Linked DNA regions of Homo sapiens: region 1 is linked to region 2. A link is a contact called in ENCODE Hi-C data. All regions are on one chromosome and are shown on one strand. The core of a region is the stretch at or near the end of the contact, and the rest is flanking DNA. Distances in the headings are between cores, read along the strand shown. Region 1 holds the start of MUC5B (mucin 5B, oligomeric mucus/gel-forming). Region 2 has its middle 6.8 kb from the start of MUC5AC.

Region 1 (6,853 bases), core at 2,039-4,538, 71 kb before region 2:
CACCCCTAGATCTGGGCCCCCACCTTTGGGACTGGCAAACACCCCCTTCCCGGCTGGCAGGGGCAGCATCTGCTTACGGCTCAGGCTGGGGAAGACAGTGACGGGTGGAACAAAGCTCACGCGCCGGGTGGGCGAGGACGTCGGGGCACCTGTGGGTGAAGGCTGGTCACCCCAGGAACGTGGCCAGGAAGGGGAAGCAGAGACACCCTCCCCGGGGCCCACCCTCCTCGCCAGCCACCAGAGTTGAAGGGGAGCCCAAAACTGATGGGCTGGGGCCAAGGCAGCCCCTTTACCCTTGGCCCTGTCTGCCCCACAAACACTGCTGCCCTTGTGTTTTGGCCTGTGTGTGCACACATGTGTGTGCCAGTGTAAGTGTGGGCACGCATGTGCCTGTCCACGCGTGTGCTTCTGTGTGCATGTCTCTCTGCTCTGCACTTTCCTCTTCTTTGGAGCACCAAGCTCCGCCTCGGGTGCTGGGTATTGTCCTGGGCAGGGGACCCAGGGAGGGTCTCTGTCAGACGCATGGCTGCTTGGAGAGGCGTCTGCCTGCCCCAGCCCAAATTCCAGCCCCTCCAGCCTGGTCAGGAACCCCCCACCCCCGAACCTGGCCACATACCGCCATCCATGGTGTGCCCTGCATTCTCCCAGCTCGGCTCCACAGGGCCCTGGGTCTCTGTGGGAAGAGGGAATGGGAGTCAGTGAGGAACTAGATGTGGCTGCCAGCCACGAACCCAACCACGGACCTGGCCACATCCCTGGTGCGGCAGCCGCATGTGGGGTCCTTGGTGGCGGTCTCCATGCCCTGCAGGTTCACCCTCACGACACACTGTGGCCAAGGCCGGGACTCCTCCCCAGCCGCTCAGGCCACCCCAACCGTCAGCCGCAGATGCCTCCGCTCCTGCTCAATGCTATGGAAAGCCTGCGGGATGGAAGCTTCCAGCAGGGAGCCCTGAGCTGCCCCCAGCACGGCCTGCCCTGTCCCCGACTGACAGGCGGGGATGGTGCCTCCTTCTCAAGGGATGGGGGAGAAAATGGAATCAGGAAAAGGCGTTGGCCGCCCCAAGGGGGGATTTCGCCCCATCCCACACATCCCTTGGAGAAGGACAAAGACCAGCTTTGTTAGGAGGACACACTTGGAGCCTTCCAGGCGTGACTTAGCAGAAACCTAAACACAGAACCAGTTTCGAACTAGATCCTAAGTCAGGGCGAGTGGGGCAGGCTGGGGGCAGGACTCTGGGCCGCGCAAGCTGTGTGGCCGTTGATACTGGGATGGCCGCCCAAGGTCCCCCAGGCTGACCACCGCCTCCGGGCAAGGCCTCACCCACCAACCCCATGGAGGCTGGGAGGAGGCAGCTCCAACCCACAGGACTCTGAGGACCCCCGGCCATTGTCTGCCCAGTTTGGGTTGGGGCGCCCCCTTCACAGGACCCCAGAGCTCCTCCCTGGATCCTGATCTGAGACTCTCTGTGGGGAGGTGGGAGGTGAGGCCCCAGCCCCCACAGCATGGTCAGGGCTCAGCGAGGGGCCGGCCCTGTGGTTCGCACTCTGGCCTGGCCCTGCCTGGCTTTTCCAGCCAGGTCCTGCTGACATCTGGGAACCACCACAGGGGCCGCCTCCAGAGATCCAGGTTGACTGCCTTTCCCAGAAAGCCAGCCGATCCCTGAGTCCTCCACCCCGACCCACAGCTCACAGCCCTGCCCCTGTGTGCCAGCCCAACCAGCCACTCCCACGCCCCGGCTCCCGCCGCAGGCAGCCCCTCCCCACCCCAGCAGCCCCTCCCCAGCCCCAGGCAGCCCCTCCCTGGCCCTACAGCCCCTCCCCCGCCCCAGGCAGCTCCTCCCCTGCCCCAGACAGCCCCTCCCCAACCCAGGCAACCCCTCCCCCCCAGGCAGCCCCTCCCCTGCCCAGGCTGACTGCCCTTGGTTATCTGCTCCGTGCAGTGCCCTCCTTGGGCTGGACCACCTGGGCCTCCATCTTGTAGCCAGAGAAGTGCCCACCACCAGCCACCCCATCACTTTGGGGTGTGTCCCCTAACATGAAGCTGCTCTGTGCAGGGCTGCCTTCCCCGGCCACAGGACGTGCATCTGGTGACTAAAGCACAGTCCCTGCCAAGGGCTTGATCTCCCCAACTTGGACGTGCGTGGAGGACAGGAGGACGGGTGGGCTGAGAGTCCCTAGGCCCTGCCTGCTCAGGTGAGGGGAGCCAAGGCTGCATGGCCCGGAAGAATCAGATGCAAGGAGGTGGCTATTCTGGTCAAACCAGCCCCCAAACCTTGCAGCCAGACGCAGCTCCCCCCGGGCCCAGGCTGGGAGCCACTGGGGGAAGCCCCCTGCCTCCAGCCCTGCTGACCACCCAGCCTCCCTTCCACAGATGGAGAGAGACCCCAGGGAGCCTCACCTGCCCAGCCCAGACCCCAAGCTTGGGAGGGGGTGGAGGGCGGGGCAGGGAGGGGCTGCAGCAGCCTCATGGCCAGCCCGGCTGGGTGTCTCCCGGTGGCCCCTGGGGCTGCATCTTTCTCTATTGACAGTAAGTATTAATGCTGCGGCTCTGGCCAAGAGACAGCAGACGAGGGAAAACGCTCGGCTGAGAGCCAGGCAGCCCGTGCGGCATGAGATGCCCACAGATGGGCCGTGGGAGTCGAGCGTGGGTTGAGGCCGGGGCTCTTGCGGCTGGCTGTGCAACCCTTGAGGGTGGTACCCTCACCTGCCCTGCCAGCTGTGATCCCCAGGGAGGTCGTGAAGGGTAGAGCCGGTCCTGGACAGGGGTCCACGCTAAGCCTGCCCCTGCTCACTCTGATGCCTGGGCCTCATGGGGCTCCAGAGAGACCCCCAGCTGTGACCCCCTCCCCCATTGCCCACTCCTGTCCCACCCCCAAGACCAAGACCCTTTCGGTGGTCTCCCAGGGGCCTTGCCCTGCGGTCAGGGGCCCACCTTCTCCTGGACACCCCATCCAAGCCAGCCCCTGAGTTTCCTGACACTGTGAGCCCGTGGGGCCCCAGAGCCCTGTGTTGGGGACGGGTAGGGTCCCATCCAGGACACTCAGGGAGTCGTAGGGGGATCTGCCCGTGCACTCTGCAGGAGAAGCTCCCAGGCAAGCGACCTGCAGAGACCCCCGCCGTGAAGACAGCATCGAGAGGGGGCGGAGTGGGGGGCTCTTACCTGCCTGCGGCACCACGAGCATGGCCGCCAGAGCCAACACCAGCGTCCGGCACGCGCTCGGGGCACCCATCCTGGGGGCTGGCACGGGTGGGGGGACGGGGACGGGCAGGGAGGGAGCCGGGCCGGGTGCTTGCTCCCCTGGGGGCCCCAGCTTATGTAGCAGGGAGCCTTGGCCCCAAGCCAGGCCAGGCCACGCAGGGCACCATGCTCTTCCCCGCTCCAGCCACGTGTGTTTGCTCTCGGGGAGGGGCTGTGGCAGGGGAGAGGCCTGGATCAGGAAGGATTTGCAGCTCTGTGCCCTGAGGCCCAGGACGCCCCCACCCCCAGCAGCTTCTGAGAATCGGAAGGGAGAGAAGGGCCTACCCCACCTGGCACCCGTCCTAGATGGCAAAGCCGCTGGAAGGCAGGGCTGGCCTTGGACGCAGGGTCCATGGAAACAGTGGTCAGCCAGCCTGCCTCACACTCAGCCCCACTGCGGCTCCTGCTGGAAGGGAATCCCAGCCTCTGGGCAGCACCCCCAGCCACTGACCATGGGTCCCCGAGGCCCGGGGAGGGCCCACGAGGCTGGAGCTCCCCTCCCACCACTGCTTAGCCCACGGGGAGGCCGGGAGGCTCCTGCTGAGCTCAGGCATGCACATGGCCAGGATGCTCAGTCTGGGTGGCTTGTGGGGGTCCCTGGAGGAGGCTCTATTTCCAGAGACCCCAGCCCAGCTGACCAGAGCCCCTTGAAGACCGTGGGAGGTCTCTGGGCTGATCTGTTTCAAGGTTCACATTCAAGGGGAAACTGAGGCCCAGAGTGTCTCCTGGCCATGCACATCGGGAGTCAGCTGCGCTTGTCCAATGCCAGCCCTGATCCAGCCAGGCCAGAGGCTCCGGCCCTGAGTCCCATTTGGCCTCCACCTCACTCTGGGGCCTCCTCATTAACCCTGGCAGGGTTGAGGAAGCAGCTGCTCCGGGGGGTCCTGGACCTGCCCGGGGTCCTCCGCCTGCCCCAGGTGGGAGCCGCAGAAGCCTAGCACCTCCGGCTGGTGTCGGGTGGGCTTCCTGGGGGCTATGTGGTAAACCTCCTTGACGAGCGTCATCTACAGGACAGACAGCGTCATCTGCAGGACACTCCGTCCGCGCTGCAATACCTCTTGCAAACACCTCCTGCCCGTGTGACCTGCACCTCAGATGCTCCCACCTCCTGGCTCCCTGGTCACCAGCGTCCTGAATGCTCCGTGGCGCAGACGCCAGGCAGGAAGCACCAGGTCGGGTGGTGTGGCCTCGTCCGGCCCCATGGGGACCCTAGGGTGGTGTCCAGGTCTGTTGTTTTATTTACGTCACAGTCCCCGTCACGGGCCCTGCACCAGCTCCCCCGCGTTTGTCTTTCTGAAGTTAAATTCTTAGAGGTGGGATTTCTGGGACAAGACGAAAGCCCATCTTCAAAGCTTCTGACCTGTCTCACGCTCAATAGGATGGCGGGGATCAAGAAACACAGGAAGTAGGAAGTGTTGGCAGAGACGTGGGGACCCGGAGCCCTGTGCCCTGCTGGTGGGGGTGACCAGCAACTCCACTCTGGGTCTGTCCCCAGAAGAACTGAAGGCGGGTCCTGAGGGACATTTGCACACCCATGTCCACAGCAGCATCACTGACAAAGGGCAGAAGCTGCCCATGTGTCCCTGGGCGGAGGACTGGGTCAGCATCGTGAGGCTGATCCGTGCGGTGGAATACGGTTCAGCCGTGAAAAGGAGAGGCTGGCCCAGGCTGCTCCATGGGGGAAGCTGGGGACACTGTGCAGAGTGAGGCAGGTGGACACAGAGGACAAAGGCAGGAGGGGCCACTCGTGTGCTGCCCCTGGAGTCATGAAACCCGCAGAGACGGAGTGTGGACGGTGGGCGCCAGGGGCTGGCAGAGGGGATGGTGAGCTGGTGTTGCATGGGGACAGGGTTTCAGCTTGGGAATGTGAGAACGTTCTGGAGATGGAGGGCGGAGACAGCTGCACAGCGACGTGAACGGAGCTGGCCCGTTTTGCCACCTGTCACCCCTCATGGCTGAGGCCCCCAGGTGGCTCCTCAGAGCGCGAGGGCTGTGGTGGAGGCTGGAACCCGCCTTCTCCCTTTGTTCTTTGTGACGGTTTCTTTAACTCAGGGCACACCTCGGGCTTCTGCCTGGCCCTGTACCTGGGTGGGGGCAGGGGGTCTCCCAGATCTCAGCGTAGCTCCCCGCTCACTTCCGGGACTCCAGAGCCTGTGCTCCCCCCACCCACCCCACCGACGTCACTTCCAAAGCTGAAGGTTCCGAGGTCTCTGGGGTCTCCAAGCTCTCTTTCACATCCAGGCCGGTAGACCCGCTGCAGCACGGCACGGTGGGAGGGGTGGGCGGGGATGCCTGGGCCAGTGGGCCTTGAGGATGGTCTGGAGGGTGGGCCAGAGTCCCCACCCCTGGGCTCGTGGCTGTGACTGCACCCAGGCCCCAGCCAGACCCCTCTCCCCGGCCTTCCTGCCTGCTCCAGGCCAGGCTGGGCAAATGGGGGGCTACCGGCCGCTGTGGCGCCTCGTTCCTCGCACTGGCAGGAGGGGTGTGCCTGCTGCCCGGGCCTCTGCTGCAGACGTCCCCCCGACGCACCCGCCCAGGTCTCCCACCTTAGCCAAGCCCTCGTGACATCCCCCCTCCCTGCCCGCGGCTCCAGCTCACAAGCCGATGCCCACCTGGGTGCTGGGGCCAAGCCTAGTGTCTCCCCTGCTGGCCCCCACTGCCTGTCCCCTGCCCTCCCTGACCACGGCCGGTGCCCGCGGCCTTCATGGGGGCTGGCGGCCCACTGGGGAGCAGCCCCCTCACCCCCAGCTCGAGTGGGCCGGGCACCTCTGCATCAGCGAGATAGCGTTTTCTCCATGGCAGAGCTGGGACCCTCAGGCAGCTCCTCTGTCCCCGCTCAGTGCCTGTGGTCCAACCCTCCCCGCCTCCACCCTGGAACAGCCTCGCCCGCCAGTGGCCGCTGGCACACAGTGACACCAAACAAGTGGGGGCCCCGACTTTGCCCTCGTCCCTCCCACTAGGCACCTCCCCGGGCAGAGGGCCCATTGGGAACTGGGCTGGGTCCGGGGCAGGGGTCCGAGGTGGACGTCAAGGCCACAGCTATTGAGACATCCCGGATGCGGCCCTGGGAGTCGGGCCTGTTTGCTCAGCGTGTTTGAAGAGTTCACCTCTTCACAGTTGAAGGCGCTGAAAACAGAAGATAAAGGAAGGAAAGGGACACAGCCGGTTCCTGCCGGGAAGGGGGGCCAGGCACAGCCTCCTGGAGCGCAGAGGAGCCTCCCACCTCGGACGTGCCAGGAACTTGCCCTGCGGCTCTGACGGAGTCTGAGCCAGGCCCAGCCCTGGGTGGGTCACTGTCCCTCATTCTGGCCAGGGGGCAGTGGAGACAAAGGGGCGGCCTAGACCACACAGAACCCGAGGGGGGTTAATCCTGCCATGAATGGGGACCCGTCCAGGACCCCACAGACCCCTTCAGAGGCCGTCCAGGCACCAGTGATCAGGGCCACCATCTGCTGTCACCAGCTGCCCCAAGCCCAGCCCCTCAGCCCTGGGGGACACCTGGAGGGCTTGGCCACCGCAAAGAGTCGTCACTGGGGCTGGGGTCCCCACGTGGCTCAGCCCTCCCCTCCCCCGACCACAGCGGTGCAGGTTTGAGCCAGGCCCCAGTGTCCATCA
Region 2 (6,251 bases), core at 1,268-3,767:
ACCGGGACCCTGGCCAGGGCCGCATGTGAGTGCCTGAAGGCCTGCCCTCCTTACGCCCTCAGATAGACAGGAGGCAGTGGGTGAGTCAGTGTCCAGCCCCCAACAGAGGACAGGCCTGAGTCACTGGCCCAGTCCATACCGTGACCTCTGAACAGTCTGAGTCACCAGCGTGGCCCTCAGAGGGGAGTGCCCCCTGCGTGTCTGAGGCTGGGCCAAGCCCCGGGGCACCTGGCCAACTGGCCACCCAGGCCTTGCCGCCCCAGCCACAGCTTTCTCCTCCCTCAGCCAGACGTCACCCAGGGCCGCTGCTGGGGTCCAGCTGGGGTGACTTCCCCCCACCAGTGTTGGTGACCCCTGGCTGTGCTGGGCTTCCTCTTGGGGCCTGGGCTCAGGCACCCAAAACCCCTGGGCATGGGCCACGGGCTGACCACCTGGTCCCATGAAAACCCCACCAGGCCGAGGCCTCAGGAGGCCTGAAGCCAGTGCCTACAGTTCCAGAGCCTACAGCCCCAGGCTCCACACACCCAGAACTTTCCAGAAAACCCACTGGGCCTTGTTTCTGAGCCCTGTGGGCATTTTCTGTGTGTCCCCAGGGGCAGTGAGGTCCCGGCCACGCCACAGGCCTCAGAGGGGAATCTGAGGTGGTCACTGCAGCCTTGCTGGGGGCTCTCAGAGGGTGCAGGCAGGGCTGGCCGAGCCGTGGCGCAGCCACCTGCCTCCTGGGAACCCTCCCTGAGGCCTAAAGCTCTCAGCATATGCCCGGGAGTCCCACCCACCGGAGGGCTCCATGCCATCTCCAGTCCCCTCAGCTCCCAACCCCCATCCAGCACAATAACTCCTCCTGCTGCCTCCCAGCAGGGGCCCTGGCCAGGCCGGCTGGATACCTTCCCCCAGCCTGGGGCCGGTGTCAGCTCTGAGACCGGCAGCCAGGACAGGTGTAAGACCAGCGACTTGGCCTCAAAATCAGGATCACTCTTCCCCCGTGAGCTCCCGACCCCCCGTGGTAGCCAAGCCCAGCACTTGCATCTCGGAACCCTGATGCCCCGGCCACCCTGCCCGCAGCGCCGACCACTTAGCGGGCACGGCTGCGCATGCGGTCCGGGTGGGGCTGCAGCAGGGGCCTGGGGGCCGGTGTCTGAAAAGCAGGCGCAACCCCTAAAGCAGACCCTGCCTCAGCCCCTGAGAAGGGTGATGACCCCACCGGGCAGGAGTCCACCCTCCTGACTTGAACCTGCACCCTCAGGTGAGAGGCACCTTCAGGGAAGGTGTGTGCCTGGGACCAGCAGCTGCCTGTCATCTGGAAAGTGTTTGCAGGAGGGTCCCCAGGGCGGGGACAGTGCCGGGCAGGTGGGAGCTTTTGCTTCTGTGGGATGTGCAGGAGGAAAGCTGTGCATGGGGGTGGCACGTGGGCTCCGCCGGGACCGCAGCCCACAAACCTTCACTGCACTCTGGTGCGGGAGGCCCCACAGCTCTGGTCCTGGGCGGCCGCCAGTGCCCCTCTCTCCTCGGGATCTGACAGGTGAATGCAGACAGGAGGGCACTGGAGAAAGGGCGGGGGTCACGGGCCTGATAGGAGCTCCCAGCCAGGTATTGCCACAGAGACAACAGGATTGGGAATGGAGGGAGGCCCGGCCACATCCCAGGGCAGCACTGTCTCCTGCCGCCAGGTGCTGACCCCGCCTCCGGCCCCCTGGACTTGGGAGGAATTGTGTCGGTTAGCTGTTTGTCCTGGGTGACTAACTCAAGTGAGATTAACCACGGCCCGCACCACATCCGGTGGGGAAAGCCCCCTGTGGATGGCTTCGGCCCCACAGAGCTGGGGGAACAGCCTGGGGTGCCCCAGGGCCACTTCCCCTGGAGGAGGGAGTGAAGAGGGTCCTGCTCCCCAGGACCCCCCAGAACTCCCTGGGAGCCCCTTAGACACCCCCACAGGTGTGTATGTTCCAGGTTTCTCAGCCCCACCAGGCCGAGCGCACACTGTTGGGGGCACCTGGCCCAGTCTGCCCTCCAGCAGCATCAGGAGAGGCCCCCAGCCCGGCCTGAGCCCAGCCAGGACACCCCAGCCCGGTGGTTACTGGCCAGGTGAGCAGGGGAGGGAAGCACTGGTTTCAACATCGCAAGCCCTGGGCTGGGCTCACACTCTGCCCCCAGCCTGTCGCTTCCATCCCAGTTTCCGGGCACAGCCCCTAGGAGGTGACCTGCAGGGCCGCTGGGGTCAGCCTGGCTCTGGCTGGCAGGACCTGGGGAGGCCACGCCTACCCTAAGGCACCTGGGGTGGAGGGTGGGGGTCTGTCCTGGGGAGACCAGGGGAGGGCAGCTCCACACACCCTGCCCACAGGAGACCCCAGGGCTCTGTGGAGCAGACATCTTCCCTTCCAGGCGGGGGGTGGCGTAGGACTCCAGCAGCTCCCGCTGTGGGGCCCTGAGCCCGTGCATTACCCTCCTGTACCATCTGTTAAATGGCTCATTTAAAGCCCGCTGCTCAGAGCCCTGCTGCCCTAGGAGGAACCCAGCCATGCACCCCCACAGCGTCCAGGCATGCTAGGTCCCCTAGGAGGAACCCAGCCATGCATCTCCACAGTGCCCAGGCATGCTGGGTCCAGAGGTGAGCTCAGTGCCAGCCCGCCCCACCCTCCTCCTAGACTTGGGACCACTGGGGGCCTGCAAAGTGCCTGTGTCCTCATCCACAAAACGGGGTGGAGCCACCATGTTCTGCCATTTCTGCCACTTCCATGCTCTGAACATAGCCTCTCTCATGCCTGGTGGTTCAGAAAATGATGGTAGCTTAGCACCTGTGACCCTCAGTCTCGCCAAGGCCGGGGTGGGCCGTGGGGTCCAGGACAGCCCCTGGCCGGGCCTCTGACAGCCCATGTTCTGGGGGACGTGGCAGAATCAGGAAGCCTGATTAGGGCTTCGTGTGGGAATTGGAGAATGATTTCACAGAAAGACAATAGAGTTTCTCAGCGCTGGGACCAGGATACGCTCCGGCTTTGGAAGGGGAGGCACCCTGGGTGGGACTGGGAAACTGACACATGAATTATCAGCGGCTGTTGACAGAAAGAGCAGGCTTCGGCAGCAGATTTTTACCAAGCCAGGAACTTACACAATAAGGAGGAAGGAGGCTTAAATTTCTTCCCGACTTTACCAGGGGGCCCGAGGGAGAGCTGTGGCGGACGTACCCATGGCGGGGTTGGGTGGCCCTTGCCCAGAGGGAGCTGAGACCCTGCTGGGCCCTCTGGGCAGGGAGGGGGCAGAGTAAATTTGATTTTGTGGCAGGGCTGCGTGATCTGGAGCCTTCCTACGTTTATTTATTTTCTCTGAATCACTGGACAAACAGAATTCCTCCCAAGATGTGGCCTGGGCTACTGGAGCTCTGGCCCCCAAGGCCCACGGTTCTGGCCAAAGCGTCAGTTCCTTGCACCCGTGTCCACAGCAAGGGCCACACTGACCCCCAGGAGTGGCTGTCGGCTCCATGGGCCTCCCATGTGGCAGAGCCGTTCATCTGCACCTGCTTCCATCTTCATCTTCCCGGGCGGGCGGGCGGGTGGCGATGCTCCATGCTGGGGGCTCCCCTGTGCCTGGGTCCAGTTCAGCTCCTGGGAGCCCCGGCCTCCTCATCCCCCTCCCCCCACCCCTCGGCCCCCATGCCTCTGGTTCCCCTATTGCCCTCACATCTCCTGAACCCCAGGCACCTTCAGCAGGGCCCCTGAGTGCACATGCACCTGTGAGTAATTTGGGGCTGGAGACTCAGGGGATCACAGATTCTGGGGCAGATCTGTGGACCCCAGATCCCCTTCAGTCCATCGCCCAGCCAGTTTCCTGGGCCCCTCCCCTGACCTTGGTAGCCCCAAAGGCCCATGAGAGTCAGGGGATGCTGCCGGCTAGTCCCCTGCCCCCCTGCTCCACTGTGCACATGCTGCCCCTCCCTGATGGGGGGCCCTGCCAGGCCATGTGCACCATGGATCCCCATCCGGGTCGGCCTCGGGGAGAGGACCAGCCAGAGCGTGCTGCCCTCGCTGTGGTTTCCAGGGGCCCAGACCAACCAGGGCATTGGGGCACAGGTTAGCACCTCTGACCCCTGGGAGGACAGAGGGGCATCAACACAGGGTGGGGCGTCATCCACCAAATGCATACGCAGGGTGGGGCGTCCACCAAATGCATGCGCAGGGTGGGGCGTCCACCAAATGCATACGCAGGGTGGGGTGTCGTCCACCAAATTCTGACCGTGCATTTAAAAGGTATTTTTCTCAGTGCAAAATCACAAAGAATTGAAAGCAGGGTCAGCAGTCTTGTTGACCACAGCCAAGAGGTGGAAGCAGCCTGGTGTCTGTCCACGAATCTGGGGGAAAACAAGGTGAGGCCCATTGTGCCGGGGAGCACCAAGCAGCCCCCAAAAGGAAGGAGGCCCTGGCATAGGCGGCAGTGTAGGCGGATCCAAGGACATTGGCTTGGAGAGACAAGCCATCCACGGAAGGGCAAACGCCACGTGGTTCCACTACACCAGCGGCTGGGGCCGCCAAATCCACACACACAGAAAGCAGATGGTGGCCGCCAGGGCTGGGCAGGGGCTGGGCACGGGGAGTGGGGACCTGGTGTTTAACAAGACAGAGCTTCAGTTCTGCAAGACGAAGATGTTCTGGAGATGGTGGCTCTGCGGGCCGCACGGCAGTGTGAATGTCCTAACAGCACTGCACTGTGCACCCAGCAGTGGCAAAAAACGTCAACTTTATGTTATGTGTTTTTTACAACAATAAAAAATTGGAACAAAATGTAAAGCGAAAATTGCCCCCCTCGTCTTGAGAAGACACCCACGAATATTTTGATGGGGTCTTTTCAGATCTTCTGTGGACATGCGCCTGCTCCTCCTGTAAGGAGGCATTGGGTGCCTTTCTTGCTGGAGGCCCTGGGGAACTCGAGCTCAGCCTGGCCCCCTCACCCAGGGGGCCTCTTCAGGTCCAGCCTTCCGGGTTCATATAAAATACAAATATACTGGCCATGTCTCCAGGGATGTCTCGAAATACATGTCTCGAAAGTATTGGCTGAGGGAAGCTGAGCCACGAGGCATGGGCTGGGCCCAGCGTCCCCAAAATGCCCAGGGGAGGCTGTCTTCCCAGGGTCAGTGCGAGCCCAGCTCCAGGAGCAGGTGGGCCCAGAGACACCCACTTTTGGGGGCTGGAAACCCAGAGGTGCTGGGGGCCACCCCGTCCAGGGCCCCACCTGGCAGACACACCCCCGGTGTGTTCACAGCCTCACACTCACACCTGGACTGTTTGAAGAATGCACAGGTGAATAAGCCCTGTGTGCACCTGCTCTGAGCCACGCCCCTAGGCCAGGTGGGTTCGGGCCATGGGGCCAGCCAAGCTCCATCACCCTCAAAGGGCTCTGCTCGCCTCACCTCCCCTCGGCAGGCCTGGCCCACCCACCTGCATCTCAGAGCCCCCACAGTGCGCCCCAGGTGCCTGTCCCACAGTCTGGGGAGAGGGAGTAAGTAGGACAAGGGACACAGGATTAAAGGCCCTGGCACCTGAATGTGGTCCTGGGAGAGAGAGAGAGGGCAACGCGTGCCAGGCTAAACGGTGCAAGAAAGGCCCCACACTCACCCCACACACAGCCTGGGACTCACCCAAGGAAACCCCAATAGCCCATTCAGCTCTGTGGGCAGGACCGTGTGATCACAACGCACAAACCCATTGAACTGCAGCGACATGGCAGCAGTAGCAGTCCACACACACACACCATGCAAACACACACACACTCCATGCAAACAACACACACAAGCGCACACACACCATGCAAACACACACACACCATGCAAACACACACACACTCCATGCAAACACACACACACAAACACACACACACCATGCAAACACACACACACAAGCACACACACCATGCAAACACACACACACAAGCACACACACACCATGCAAGCACACACACACCATGCAAACACACACACACAAGCGCACACACACCATGCAAACACACACACACACCATGCAAGCACACACACACAAGCACACACGCCATGCAAGCACACACACACCATGCAAACACACACACGCCATGCAAGCACACACACACAAGCACACACACACGCCATGCAAACACACACACACCACGCAAGCACACACACACAGGCACACACACACCATGCAAGCACACACACACAAGCACACACACATGCCATGCAAACACACACACACGCACATACACACCATGCAAACACACACACACACCATGCAAGC

What was found. A loop is a pair of places that touch in the nucleus more often than their neighbours do. Pooled maps may share reads with other maps.
Region 1: a map of PC-9 shows a loop between it and region 2 (3-fold over the local background). The contact joins the promoter of MUC5B here to the enhancer-like site in region 2. A Hi-C loop is called at or near these places in 3 of 168 maps with a recorded cell type or tissue (GM12878, PC-3 and PC-9) and 1 of 50 pooled maps.

What each region holds. Positions count from the first base shown.
Region 1 is chr11:1,219,501-1,226,353 of GRCh38, reverse strand. It overlaps MUC5B (mucin 5B, oligomeric mucus/gel-forming), which reads right to left and starts at 3,288. Exons shown (of 49, transcript NM_002458.3): 1 at 3,161-3,288; 2 at 617-673; 3 at 78-149. The coding sequence starts at 3,230. RefSeq lists enhancers at 1,356-2,053, 2,054-2,749, 2,750-3,447.
Region 2 is chr11:1,148,022-1,154,272 of GRCh38, reverse strand. No RefSeq gene overlaps it. Among named protein-coding and RNA genes, the nearest start is that of MUC5AC, 6.8 kb to the left of the region's middle. RefSeq lists an enhancer at 1,766-2,519. Within about 2 kb of position 2,517, at least 6 of the 41 ENCODE cell types and tissues checked have a DNase peak (open chromatin) inside an H3K27ac peak, as active enhancers do; they include PC-3 and PC-9, where a contact is called at or near this core.